Regions from separate parts of the Homo sapiens genome. Here region 2 is linked to region 1. The links are chromatin contacts, found by Hi-C or POLR2A ChIA-PET in ENCODE. All regions are on one chromosome and are shown on one strand. Each heading gives the region's core, a stretch centred on a gene start or an enhancer-like site at or near the end of the contact. The rest is flanking DNA. Distances are from core to core; before and after follow the strand shown. Region 1 holds the start of LINC02572 (long intergenic non-protein coding RNA 2572). Region 2 holds the start of CCDC74B (coiled-coil domain containing 74B).

What was found. Hi-C counts contacts between places; a loop is a spot of excess contacts on that map. ChIA-PET counts read pairs that join two places held with the same protein, here RNA polymerase II (POLR2A). Pooled maps may share reads with other maps.
Region 2: a pooled map shows a loop between it and region 1 (5-fold over the local background). The contact joins the promoter of CCDC74B here to the promoter of LINC02572 in region 1. A Hi-C loop is called at or near these places in 7 of 50 pooled maps. POLR2A ChIA-PET finds 5 or more read pairs at or near these places in 2 of 52 experiments (H1 and activated T-cell).

What each region holds. Positions count from the first base shown.
Region 1 is chr2:129,872,144-129,879,448 of GRCh38, forward strand. It overlaps LINC02572 (long intergenic non-protein coding RNA 2572), which reads right to left and starts at 5,348. Exons shown (of 6, transcript NR_149127.1): 1 at 5,305-5,348; 2 at 463-608. LOC105373616 (a long non-coding RNA gene) reads left to right here and starts at 5,736. Exons shown (of 3, transcript XR_923328.3): 1 at 5,736-6,523. RefSeq lists enhancers at 5,293-5,587, 5,608-6,164, 6,165-6,720.
Region 2 is chr2:130,142,725-130,149,071 of GRCh38, forward strand. CCDC74B (coiled-coil domain containing 74B) reads right to left here and starts at 2,388. Exons shown (of 8, transcript NM_001258307.2): 1 at 2,023-2,388; 2 at 545-589. The coding sequence starts at 2,272. RefSeq lists an enhancer at 424-503.

The DNA of each region.
Region 1 (7,305 bases), core at 4,098-6,597:
TAGGGACGCATATGCAGTATTTAGGAGTGCACTGTGCTACAGATCGTGAAGGTGAAGATAGCAGGTTGGCAGGGCACGGTGGCTCACACCTGTAATCCCAGCACTTTGGGAGGCCAAGGCCGGCAGATCACGAGGTCAGGAGACTGAGACCATCCTGGCTAACATGGTGAAACCCTGTCTCCACTAAAAATACAAAAACTTAGCTGGGCATGGTGGTGGGCACCTGTAGTCCCAGCTACTCGGGAGGCTGAGGAAGGAGAATGGTGTGAACCTAGGAGGCGGAGCATGCAGTGAGCCGAGATCGCGCCACTGCACTCCAGCCTAGGCAACAGAGCAAGACTCCGTCTCACAAAAAAAAGATAGCAAGTGCCTTTGGAGGTGAGGCAGGGGTGGGAGAAACAGACCCCTGGGCTTCTGTCTAGGTCTTTACCCAGGTGTGGCTGGGTATTCACTTTCACTTACACCATGAGTGATGAGTCAGACATTCAGGCAGGGCACAGCTAGGCAGTTCTCTGGCTCCCAGTGGTATCATCTGAGGTGACTGAGCAGTAATCAGTTGATGGACGAACTGGAGGTTAGATGGGCTCAGGGCTCCCAGAAAGAATATCCTAGCAACAAGCAAGTCAAGAGATTTCACCTGAGTTTTTAACCTTGGTTTCTTCTAAAAGTTCTGTTGTTTTTTTTCAATACTACTATATAACTTTATACACTTTCCTATTCCCCACAAATATTTTCAAGCTTGTCTTGATAAAACATAGTAAGATTTGTTTTATATGCTATATCTGATTATTTCAACATTTAAGTCTTTGAGAATCCATTGTTAATTTTTTTGGGAGGTGGGGTGGTGTTGCTGATTTTCATTCATGGTATCTTACTTCTTTGTACTTGACCATCTTTGACTATGTGCAGTTATTGTACTTGGGAAGTTATTAAAAGAGTAATCTTTGAAGGCCTAGATGAAGGTATCATCCTTCAGAGAAAACTGGAAATACCTCTTAGGACACCATTTCATGTCCCCACAACTTCCACCTAACCCATAATATAATCACCTTCTGCTCTCCTCTCCCTGAAGTCTGGTTCTCTTGTGAGGCCATGTTAATGAGAGCCTTCTCCTTCATCTTGAACACCTTGGGGTCAACAGGTAGAGTTGGCTATTTCCTCACTTGTCAGTGCATAGCTACTGCCATTTTTTAAATTCCTCATTAAAAAAATACTTGTTCCATCTTTATTCACAGCATTCAGCTAAGTAACACCCTACACCTCAGAGATTTCATCTCTTGAGCTATATTGGTACAAGATTTTTGCACCTGGTTCACGACGTTCCTTTGCATCCAATTTCTGTCATCACTCAGAATGACATCAATATGTTTTATTACATCCACTTTAAATTCAACGTGACCATAGATGAGTCCTGCAAATCTGCACCCTCTCCTCCTGTATTTCCAGTAATAGTGAATGTGCGAATGTCTCAGCTACTCACCTAATCACCCAACCCAGAGGCCCAGACACTTTCCTAGACAACTCTGCCTTCCAGTGAGCACCAAGTGCTTCCTTAATATTTTTTCCAACTACATCTGTTCCTGTCCCCACTGCCCCTGCCTACATTCAGCCTCACTAATCCCCAGGCTTGGATGCTGATAAATGACTTGAGTGGCAACTACAAAACAGCTAATGAAGCTCCCCACATCCTCCCACCAGGGCCTCCACAGAGCTGGTATGAACTACAGAAAGGGGCAGTTACTTTCCCCATGACGCTGTCATTCCCATTCGTATTGCAAAGCCTCTATTTTTTAATTTGTCCCACAGCATGACAGACCCCAAACGCACATTTACTACTGGTATAGATACACATATTAAGACCAGTGGTGACTGTTACAGCTCACATAAAAGCTGAGTTCCATTGCTTGGGCTGACTTTATGTGTGGGGGGAATGCAAGCCTCTAGAATCCCATGAGAACTGACTTCTATATTGGGTGCTTTTCTGTCTCCTCCTGTGTCTCTCACATAAGACCCATCAATGAATGCTATTAAGTTAACATGGGAATAAGACTATATGATGAATCAGATGGAGGCCATGCATCTTCATTGAGGGCTGCGAGGTGGTTGTGCTGCTGTCCAGTCAGGATCTGGCAACAGAGTCACTGGGCTCAAAGTTCACACCTTCCTAGAATCCCACTAGGGTCAGCCAGTAACGCTTACAGAGCACTGACAAGTGCTGTGTCATAGGAACTTCAAAAAGCAGCAGCAACAGGCCAGGTGTGGTGGCTCACACCTGTAATCCCAGCACTTTGGGAGGCCAAGGTGGGTGGATCACTTGAGGTCAGGAGTTCAAGACCAGCCTGACCAACGTGGTGAAACCCTGTCTCTACTACAAATACAAAAATTAGCCGGGCATGATGGTGCACACCTGTAATCCTAGCTTGGGAGGCTAAGGCAGAAGAATCGCTTGAACCCGGGAGGTGGAGGTTGCAGTAAGCGCCATTGTACTCCAGCCTGGGCAACAGTTAGACTCTGTCTCAAAAAAAAAAACAAAAAAACACACACACAAAAAAACAAAAAAAAACACACAAAAAAAAACAAAAACAAAAAAAACAAAGCAGCAGCAACAGCACAAGGCCCAAACAATTACATCCCCGAGCCAAGGCCTGCACCTTCCCAAGCAGAGACCCAATGTTGGAATGACTTCTAAACAGCCTGGCATCCCTGGAGCAACAGAATCCAGTGGTACATGAAAGCCAACCAAAGGCTAGTGTTTGAGGAAGCATACCCATCACTAACAGCACCCTTGCTCTCCTTACAGAAAAGGGAGAAGAGATGACCAGCTAGGAACTGACTCCAAGTACAGGCAGGAAAACAATGGCTACTTAAGGATCTGAAGGCTTTTTTAGCTTCTCCTAGCTATTGCAAAAATGCACCTAGCGATGCTTCATGTAGCACCACCATGAGTGGCTTGCCTCTCAGAAGAGACAGGGACCCGTTGCCTGCGATGCACACCAACCTCAAAAGGGTGGAGCTATTTCTTCGCAGTGACAGAGCTGTTGCTACATGGAGCTATTGCTTCATTTGTAAAAGAGGTGGCTTTGGGGACAGAACTATTTCCCATCCATCAGCCAATAACAAATATTCCAAATACTTGACCTCGGTCTAACGATGTTGGAAATTATCTAAAGGAGCTTTATGCCCTTTAGAAGCTAGAATTTTCGTAAAGCTAATATATCTTGTTTTTGTTTTGGGGACAGGGTCTCACTCTGTCACCCATACTAGAGTGCAGTGGTGCGAGCTCGGCTCACTGTAACCTCCACCTCCCAGGCTCAAGTGATCCTCCCACCTCAGCCTCTCAAGTAACTGGGACTACAGGCACCCACCACCAGGCCTGGCTCATTTTTATAAGTTTTTGTAGAGATAGGGTTTCACCATGTTGCCCAAGCTGGTCTCGAACTCTAAGCTCAAGCAATCTGCCCACCTCAGCCTCCCAAAGTGCTGGTTTTGCAGGCATGAGTCACCATGTCTGGCCTAATATATCTTGTTAGCACATGAGGTGTTACCTATCAATAAATCATCCATATATATCCATATATGGACTCCTGAGGTGGGGGAAGTTTCTTTAAGTTCTTTTGTAAATGCCTAGAGATTATAGTTGGCAAATCTCTGAATCCCTGGGGGATGCATTGCCACCAATATGGAAAGCCTTCATAGGTAAACACAAAGAGATACCTTGGTTCCTCTGCTGAAGGTATAGAAAAGAAAGCTCAACATAAGTCTATTACTAAAATTAGTTAGGTCACACAATAGGAGGCTAAGAGGTTGAGTACTACAACTGTCAGACATACCAAAAATATATTTCTATCAGATTTTGTAAAAATATGTAAGCAAGCTAAACTTCTTTGTCAGTTTCCCTTCCTTTTTCATAGGTAATATAGGAAGACTATTACAAGGCAAATGTCCTTTCTTTATGATTCTCTTTCTAGTTCTCTAATTACAGGTTCAATTCCCCGTATTTGAGCTAGGGAGAGGATATAGCTTTACACATGACCATAATTTTTCTTTGGTGTAAGCTACGACAGTAGGGTCAATCAAATGATAGACTTAATGAGTCAATGTGTTTAAGAAAGACTTCAGCAAACAAGGCCTCTTGTCTGACCGAAGATGGCTACACATCCTCCAATTTGCCCAGTGGAAAGGCTCACTCAAGGTGTCCCATCCTTGTCACCAAACTTGTGGGGGCAGAAAGGAAACCAACACCCAAAGGAACATGCCAATTCAAAAAATAGAGAATGATTAGATAATTCTATTATTTAGAAAAAACCTGAATGCATTCAGGTAGTCAGCAAGTGTCTACACAGCTATGGTAGATTTTTAGCTCTATTGTTATGGAATTAAAGCTACAGTTACTATCCCTCATTCCGTTTTTAGTAAACAGCCAGAAGCTATTCAATTTGCATCAGTAGTTACGTTGAGTTTACCCTGATGGCCTGATTTTTATAATTCTTTATCAGGCTTACCCTGATGTTCTGCTATTATCATTCGTTACCACTACCTCCTGTAACCGCCCAAAAGTGTCCCCACACACACGAGGGCATGTTCAGTTTCCCACACTCCACCTCAACAACTGGCACCAGAATCGGCCCAGTTGCTCAAGCCAAAATCTCAGGAGTCATCCTGGTTTTCTCTCTTGCCACCCTGTGGCCCCACATCCAATCCATCAGCAAAAAACAGCTGGGAGCTGGAAAGGCAAGACTCTCTTCCTGTGAGTCCTTCACACCGCCTGCACCTGTCTAAGCCACCATTCCACTCCCTTTCCCACCTACAGCCTGGTGATATCTCCCTTCTCCTCTGCCTTCCCTCTTTGCAGCTCAATCTTTCTTTCCCTAGGTTATCAATTGTATAATAAAGATTATAAAATCACTCTATCCCAATAAATATAGCTTCTATCAGTCTTAATGACTGAAGCACCGCAGAATTCTCGGTTTGGAAGGGGGTTTTGCTGCTTAAAAAGTTTCAAAATCACTGCCAGAGGGAACCAGCAGCCCTTTTGTTGATAGCAGAGCCAGCTCCTCTCGCACGTGAATAAACAACCATAAATGAGACACGGCACATTTGAGCAGTCTTTTAAAATCATTTAAGCTTTAAAAATTATTTAAGACACGTTTGTTTTAAAAAAGCAATTCAAATCAAGCATTTGCAACATACCTACGATACCTCTATGGAGACTTAGCATCTACAAGACCCAGTTTGACAACTGCCAGCGCCAGGGAATAAGTGAAGTTTCTCAGCCCAAGTCACACAAGGCCCTAGCCAACCCACCTCTGCCTGCTCCCTGGGGCTCTCCTCTACCCCAGCCCTCTCTCCCTAAAGCCAGCGAGAGGCTCCGCGATTGTCCCCCCCAAATCCTTTCCCCCTTTTCGGGAATAGCAAGCGAGTCCAAGAGATGAGGTCACGTGATGCCGTCCGACCAATCTGGTGTGAGCAGAGGCCCCCATTCTTCCGGGGAGAGGGGCGGGGGCGGGGCCGGGCCGGGAGCGGAAGGAGCAGGGGTGGACAGAACAGCCTGGGGAGGGGGCGGGGACAGGGCGAAGCAGGGAGGGGAGGGGGCGGGAACAGGGCCAGGTGGGGCGGGCGCGCGTGTGGGGGGGCGGGCGCGCGTGTCGGGGGCGGGCGCGCGTGTGGGGGGGCGGGCGCGCGTGTCGGGGGGCGGGCGCGGGGGCGGGCACAGCAGGCGCAGGGTCTTTCCCACATGCTGGGCTGCAGAGTGAGGAAAACCCATCCCGGAGGAAGCTGGCGGTTAGGCTGGCTGAAGGCATTCTGCATGATGAACACAACAGTTCTCAAAAAAGTAATGATGTCATACCAGAGCAGCAGGAGGGGGTGGTCTGTGACCATGTATGCTTGATAAATTCTGGATTTAAGCAAAGTAGGCCGGCTTCTTTGTCAATAGACGTATTGGGTTATTCCCGGGGGGGCTGCAGCCGGAGCACCTCCCACTCCTTCGCAGGGGTTATTTCTGAAGACCCCCTCTTGGAGGAGCTCTGCTAGGGCCCTGCGTGCACCTGCTGCCCTGGCATCCTGGCCAGCAGCTCCGCCAGGCTCTAGTGTGTATGGCCTGGGCTACCTCCCGGTACTGTCGCCGCAGGCCTTGGGACCCGTTCCCGCCGCGAGGCTCCCGAGGTAGCCCCGGCCTCCGGTTCTTCTCAGATAGCCCCGTCGTCCAGCCCCAGAAGCGGGCACTAATGCCTTCCCTGAACGCTGAAAGTTGTTGAATGGATATGGACAATGATTAGAATCATGTAGAAAACATTAAGTGATGGTCAGTATGTTCTGTTTGGGAAATACTGAAATGTGCAACACAAGCTAGAAATAACAACATGCAGAACAGCACAACTTTGTAAGACCCGCGCTGAAGGAGGCAGCATTTGTGTGAGAGCGCCCGGCGCTGCCCAGAAGAGCTGGAACGCCCAAGGAAGGCCGCTGCTCAGCGCAGGACCCCTGGGCTCCCGGAAACGGGATAGCGTTGCTTATCTTTAAGGTAGGCTTGGGAAATACCTTGTTTCTCCGTAGTTTTGTGGGTGTATATACAGATACTCCTTGACTTACCATGGGGGTTACATCCCAGTAAACCCATCGTAAGTTGAAAATACCATAGTCAAAGATGCATTTAATACACTTGACCTACCAAACATCATAGCTTAGTGTAGCCTGCTTTTAACGTGCTCAGAGTTAGGCAAAATCCTACTTTATAGTTAAGTGTTGAATATCTCATGTCATTTATTGAATACTGTACTGAGAGTGAAAAAGAGAATGGTTGTGTGGGTACTCAAAGTAGAGTTTATATTGAGTGTGTATCACTATCACACCAGTAAGAAGTCAAAACATCATACGTCGAACCATCCTAAATTGGAAATTTGTGTGTGTGTCTGTGTGTGTGTGTGTGTGTGTGTGTGTGTGGTTTTTAACCGATAGGCAAGAGACACTTCCTAATGGCCTGTTTAATGACTCCAAATTACCTTGCGTCTCTTCATTGAGAAGGTGATTTAGTTTTCCCTAGGTGGTGAGGCACTATTTAAAAATTAATTTAAGCAACAACTCCAATAAACATGGGTTCATCTTTCAGTCTCTTATTAATCATATTCCAGAAAGAATTGAAGTTCTCTACCTGAGGCGTTTTGAAATTTTTTTCAATGTGGTTTTATGATAGTTATTTGAAATTACTTGACAGAGAGAAGACCATTTGTTATAGTTTGTGTACCAAGAGAAGTTCCAAGTGTGCCCCTGTTAAATTCCTTGAAAAGTTTTCACCTCTTGGGACAG
Region 2 (6,347 bases), core at 1,138-3,637, 270 kb after region 1:
TGGGTGGGGGCCGCTGTCAGGATGGGGAAGTGCCTTGGACAAGTGGCAAGGAAACAGGACTCTGCTTCCTCCCTTTGTCCCCATGGTTGCTGCCCAGATGGCAGGAAGGGATCCCTGGATGGAGTGTGTCCAGAGCCCCTGGGCCCCCAGCATGTCAGGACTCAGAGCCATAGGGCTGGAGATCCTGGGCCTGGCCACAGCAGCAATCTGAGGCAAAGATCTAGCAGGGCAGGGGCTGTCCCAGGGGTTCCTTCCCATTTCAGCTCTACTTGGAGGAGGGAGGTCTGGGGAGCACCCTGTGCCCACCTCCCCACTGCAATGACCTCAGGCCCTGGGCTTCCTGAGAGCAGCACGTGCTGTGCTTGGCTGCGTAACATCATCCAGCCACGGCTAGAGGTAGCGGCATCTGTCCAGGTCCCCCAGAACCTGTCCCCACTGGGTTGGCATACAGGGGCCAGTGCAGCCAGGTGGGCAAGGACAGTCTGGAGGGGCTCCCCTGGGTGGCAAGAGCATCCCATCAGGAACTGAAGGGCCCAGTTCTCACCTTTCTTCTGTGATGTCTGATTCATTATGAGCTTGTAACGGAGATCTGAAAGCAAGCACACGCTCTCCTCAGCACTTGTGAAACCACAGCCATTCTGAGAGAAGAAGCCTGGCCTGTCCTCTCCTGGCTGCTGAGCCCGAAAGTCCTGCCCCCCCACTGGCTGATTGGGCCCTGCCCCATGGATCCCGCTCTCCACCATGCCTTTGTCGTGGGTGTCAGGCCAGGAGTGGCCCCTGCCTGTTCCCTAGGCAGAGCCCACCTGGCATATCAGCCTCATCCATCTGAGATGACTGGAGGGCGTCCACACTGCCAGGCAGAACCTGGGCTTTAGGGGTACAGAGGTGAACTCTGGAATCCCTGGCTATGGCGGTGTCATGATCCCGTGGGCATCAGGGACTGGGGGGAGGCTCAAGAAGATATGAGGAACGGGGCGTCCTGAGGCTCAAGAAGACATGGGGAAGCGGGGTCCTGACAAAACAGACGCCTGGTGATGGGATACTCGGCACTCAGGTAAGGCAGCAGCAGGGAACGGGGCGGGAGAGGAGGCCGCGGGCACTGGTGCCCTTGCTGGAGCCCTCCTGAAGCAAGAGCGAGGAGCGGAGCCACATCCCACATCCTGGCGGGCCCTCCTCCTGCTCGGGGCAGGAGGGGTGGGGGAGGAGGGAGGGAGAAAGGGGGGCGTGGGGGTGAGGAGCAGCTAAGGGTGCAGTTGGGAAGGCCCCGCCGGAGGACAGCATGGGCACAGGCGAAGCGGGGACGGGGTGGGGGGCGGGGGAATGCCTGCTCCTGATCCGATGTGTTTAGCTGGAAGAAATTCACTGAGCTGCGCACTCGCACTTGGGCACGTTTCCCTGCATAAAGTTTTTGTTTGTTTGTTTTTGTTTTTTTTGAGACGGAGTCTCGCTCTGTCACCGAGGCTGGAGTGCAGTGGCAAGATCTCGGCTCACTGCAAGCTCCGCCTCCCGGGTTCACGCCATTCTCCTGCCTCAGCCTCCCGAGTAGCTGGGACTACAGACGCCCACCACCACACCCAGCTAACTTTTTGTATTTTTAGTAGAGACGGGGTTTCACCGTGTTAGCCAGGATGGTCTCGATCTCCTGACCTCGCGATCCGCCCGTCTCGGTCTCCCAAAGTGCTGGAATTACAGGCGTGAGCCGCCGCGCCCGGGCCCCTCTATAAAGTTTTTAACAGAGGTGTGTCTGACCCTGCTTGGAGAGGAGAGGACTGGCGGAGTCAGCATCTGAAATGCTGCTGCCCTAGGAGACAGGCAGACAGGTTCGGCACTGCCCGGGGGCCACGCGGGTCTCCCTCTGGGAGGAGGGGACAGCTCAGCGTGGCAGGGCGGGCTTACCGTCCTGTGTTCCCCCTGAGCCCAGGCGTGTGCTGGAGTTGATGGCTGTGTTTCTGTGCTGCGGGAGCGGCAGTGTTGAGTGTGCCTGGGGAGGCAGGGCCGGCCTAGGGCCCCGCGCCGGCTCACCCTTGTTTTCCCGCTTCAGATGCTCGATCTCCTCATGGAGCTTGGCCAGCATCTCCGAGTGCTGCTGCTGCAGGAACTGTAGGCTCTTCTCCAGGTCCAGGTTCCGTTTCTGCGGGTCGCTCTGCCTGAGCTGCGGGCTCTGCGGCCTCAAGGACTGGACGCCCACAGAGGGGCGCTGGCGCCGGCGCCGAGAGCCCGGGGTCGGCGAGCTGGGGGGCCGCGTCCCAGCCGCCACCCCCGCACCGCTCATATCGCCATCGCCAGGTACTCTCCCGCTGCCACTGCACCCCGGCTCAGTGGCCAGGCCGCCCTAGCCTGGCGCCCCGTCACCATGGAAACCGGGCGACGGAGGGCGCCAGGCGTTTGGCGGGGGCGGGGCCTGTCGCTGGCTCTTCCTGGGTGAGTAGTGATTTACAAGGCATCCAGGGCTGGGCGCCGGGGCTCACGCCTGTAATCCCCGAACTTTGGGAGGCCGAGGCGGACGGATCACTTGAGGTCAGGAGTTCCTGACCAGCCTGACCAACATGGCGAAACCCCGACTCTACTAAAAATACAAAATTTAGCCGGGCGTAGTGGCGGGAGCCAGTAATCCCAGCTACTCCGGAGGCTAAGGCAGGAGAATAGCTTGAACCGGGAGGCAGAGGTTGCAGTGAGCCGAGATCGCACCGCTGCACTCCAACCTGGGCGACAGAGACTCTATCTAAAATAATAATAATAATAATAATAATAATAATAATAATAATAAAAGGCATCCTTTCCAGCCTGGATGGAAAGTGAGCCCCTGTCTCTATAAAAATTAAAAGAAAAAAAACCCGGGCATGGTGGCTTGCGCCTGTAGTCCCAACTGCTCGGGAGGCTGAGGTGGGAGGATTGCTGGAACCCCGGAGGTCGAGGCTGCAGTGAGCTATGATGGCACCACTGAACTCCAGCCTAAGTGACAGAGTGAGATGCTGCCTAAAAATAAGAGGCCGGGCGCAGTGGTTCACACCTGTAATCCCAGCTACTCCGGAGGCTGAGGCAGGAGAATCACTTGAACCCAGGAGGTGGAGGTTGCAGTGAGCCAAGATCGCGCCATTGCACTCCAGCCTGGGCGACAGGGTGGGATTCTGTCTCAAAAAAAAAAAAAATAATAAATAAATAAATAAATTTAAAAATAATAAAAATAAAAAGTCTTTTTTTTTTTTACAAGGCCTGCCCTCAAAAAAAAAAAAAATCACAGCCAGGCCAATCATAATTTTGCCAGACACCAACAAACCTGGAGGAAGGGAACATAGCTAACCCCAGCCTGCTCTGGCTCTCCTTCCCCACATCTTACTGCCACATCAGCGGGGCTCCTGTATAATAACAGGGGATACAAGTGAAAGAACTGCTCATCTCAGAGCTTATTCGAGAAATCTCTAGGAAACCGTAAAGACAACAGGGAGACAAAAACTAAGACACTAGAGGAGGTTTAAGCCTCTGACACCTCCAGTTAACAAACAGCACACATGGCACAACCCCTAACCAGACCAACATAAAACTTCACACAGAAAGTCCATTTACTGGTTGAGCATGACCAGCCCTCAACAAAAACTTGCAAGGCATAATAAAAAACAACACAGTTCGAAGACACAGCAAGCATCAGAGCCACACTTAAATATGGCAGAGATGTTGGAATTATCAGACCAAGAAATGGAATACGACTATGATTAATATGCTAAGGGCTCTAATGGAAAAAGTGGACAACATGAGATTACAGACTGATAATGGGAACAGAGAGGTAGACGTTCTAAGAAATAATCTAAAGAAAATGTGAAGGCCAGGCAGGGTGGCTCATGTCTGTAATCCCAGCACTTTGGGAGGCTGAGTTGGGCAGATCATTTGAGGTCAGGAGCTCAAGACCAGCCTGGCCAACATGGTGATACCCCATCTCTACTAAAAAATACAAAAATTAGCTAGTGTGGTGGCATGCACCTGTAATTCCAGCTACTTGGGAAGCTAAGGTGGGAGGATTGCTTGAATCCAGGAGGTGGAGGTTGCAGTGAGCCGAGATCATGCCACTGCCCTCAAGCCTGGGCAACAGAGTAAGACTCCATCTCAAAAAAAAAAAAAAGAAGAAGAAAAGAAAAGAAAATGTGAGAAGTTGGCCAGGCACAGTGGCTTACACCGCTAATCCCAACACTTTGGGAGGCCGAGGTGGGTGAATCACTTGAGGTCAGGAGTTCAAGACCAGCCTGGGCAACATGGTGAAAACCCATCTCTACTAAAAATACAAAAATTATTGGGAGGCCGAGGCGGGCGGATCATGAGGTCAGGAGATCGAGACCATCCTGGCTAACACGGTAAAACCCCATCTCTACTAAAATACAAAAAATTAGCCAGGCATGGTGGTGGGCGCCTGTGGTCCCAGCTACTCGGGAAGCTGAGGTAGAAGAATGGCGTGAACCCGGGAGGCGGAGCTTGCAGTGAGCCAAGATCATGCCACTGCACTCCAGCCTGGGCGACAGAACAAGACTCCATCTCAAAAAAAAAAAAAGAAAAAAGAAAGGCAGGCATGGTGGTGCATGTCTGTAATCCCAGCTACTCAGGAGGCCGAGGCCAAAGAATTGCTTGAACCCAGGAGGTGAAGTTTCCAGCAAGCTGAGATCCTGCCACTGCACTCCATCCCGAGCAACAGAGTGAGACTCCATCTCAAAAAACTAAAAGAAAATGTAAGAAGTCAAAAACACAACAGAAATGAAAACTCAGGTGCATGGCTGATGCCTGTAATCCCAGCACTTTGAGAGGCCAAAGCAGGAGCATCTCTTGAGCCCAAGAGTTAGAGACCAGCCTGGGCAATATAGCCAGACCCTGACTCCACAAAAAACTAAAAAGTTTGCCTGCATGGTGGTGCACACCTGCAGTCCCAGCTACTGAGAAGGCTGAGATGCAGCGAGCCGTGATTGCACCACTGCACTCCAGCTTGGGCAACACAGAGAGACCCTGTTTCAAAAAAAGAAGGAAAAAGATATAGGAAATTTGGATCTAAAAAAAGGGAAGTGCATTAGAGAAGGAATAAAGTAAAATAAAATATAATCTTTATTATTATTTTTAATAGATGACAGGTTGTTCAAAAAAATTATGGCAACATGTATTTAGTAATTATGGTTTATGGATAGCTGGAATGAATGGTAGCAATATTATTGCTGGGAGGGAGGATATCCTGAGTGGAGAGAAATTCATCCAGGCAGGAGTGCAGTGGCGCGATTATAGCTCACTTGCAGCCTGGAACTCCTGGGCTCAAGCCATCCTCCTGCCTCAGCTTCCCTAGTAACTGGGATTACAGGCACACACCACGCCTGGCTAATTTTTTTTTTTTTTTTTGTCTTGCTATGTTGCCCAGATTGGTCTCAAACCCCTGGGCTGAGGCAATCTTCCTCCCTCAGCCTCCAGAAGTGTTGAAATTACAGGTATGAGCCACTGTGCCTGGTATATGGTTGCTTTTGAATGTCCTAGTCCTAAACATCTGGTTCCCAAGAAGGAGAAAAGAAAAATGAAGGCAGGAGGAGGTGCTGATCCATAAAAACCTCCTGGAAGGTGTGTACCCAGGGAGGCAGTGAGGGTTGAGGAGGGACGTTGCAAACATAGCAGTGGAGATTGCAGCAGTGGCTGCCTGCCTCTTTGTCTGCATTTTCACAATCAACAGCAGCCATCATCAATCAGAGCACAGATCCCCAGTATTTGGAGGATGGGGCTCTTATTGCCCGCTCTGGTTCCTGCAAGCTATAGGGAAGCTACTCCAGAAATGCATGCATGGCTGCTTGCACCACCAATTTAAATGCCACTTTCTTCTGAAAACACCCTTACAGACCTGCCAGGAAATAATGTGTAACCAGATATGAGTGCATCCGGTGGCCCAGACAAGCTGACATATAGAATTAACCATCACAAGTCCACCCCTTGTCAACCTGGCACCCATACACATCTCCTTAAACCATACGCACTCTCCAAATAAACACAATAACCCAGTGTTATTGTGTTAGCAGTGGAAGGTGTCCGAGTTAATAGTGTTAGCAGTGGAAGGTGTCCAAGTCACTGGCAGTGAATCCGGATGGGTCTTCAGCAACCACAATTCTTGGCTCCTCAGAAGAAGGAATTCGACTGAGGGGCATAAGGCAGAAAAAGAGACCGAAGCAAGTTTCAGAGCAGGAGTGGAAGTGTATTTTAAAAGGCTTTAGAACAGGAAAGAAAGGAAAGTACGCTTGGAAGAGACCTAAGTGGGCACATGAAAGTCAAGTGTGGTGTTTAACCTTGATCCTAGGACTTTCTAGACTGGCCCCTTTCCCATGATCCTTCCCTTAGGGTGG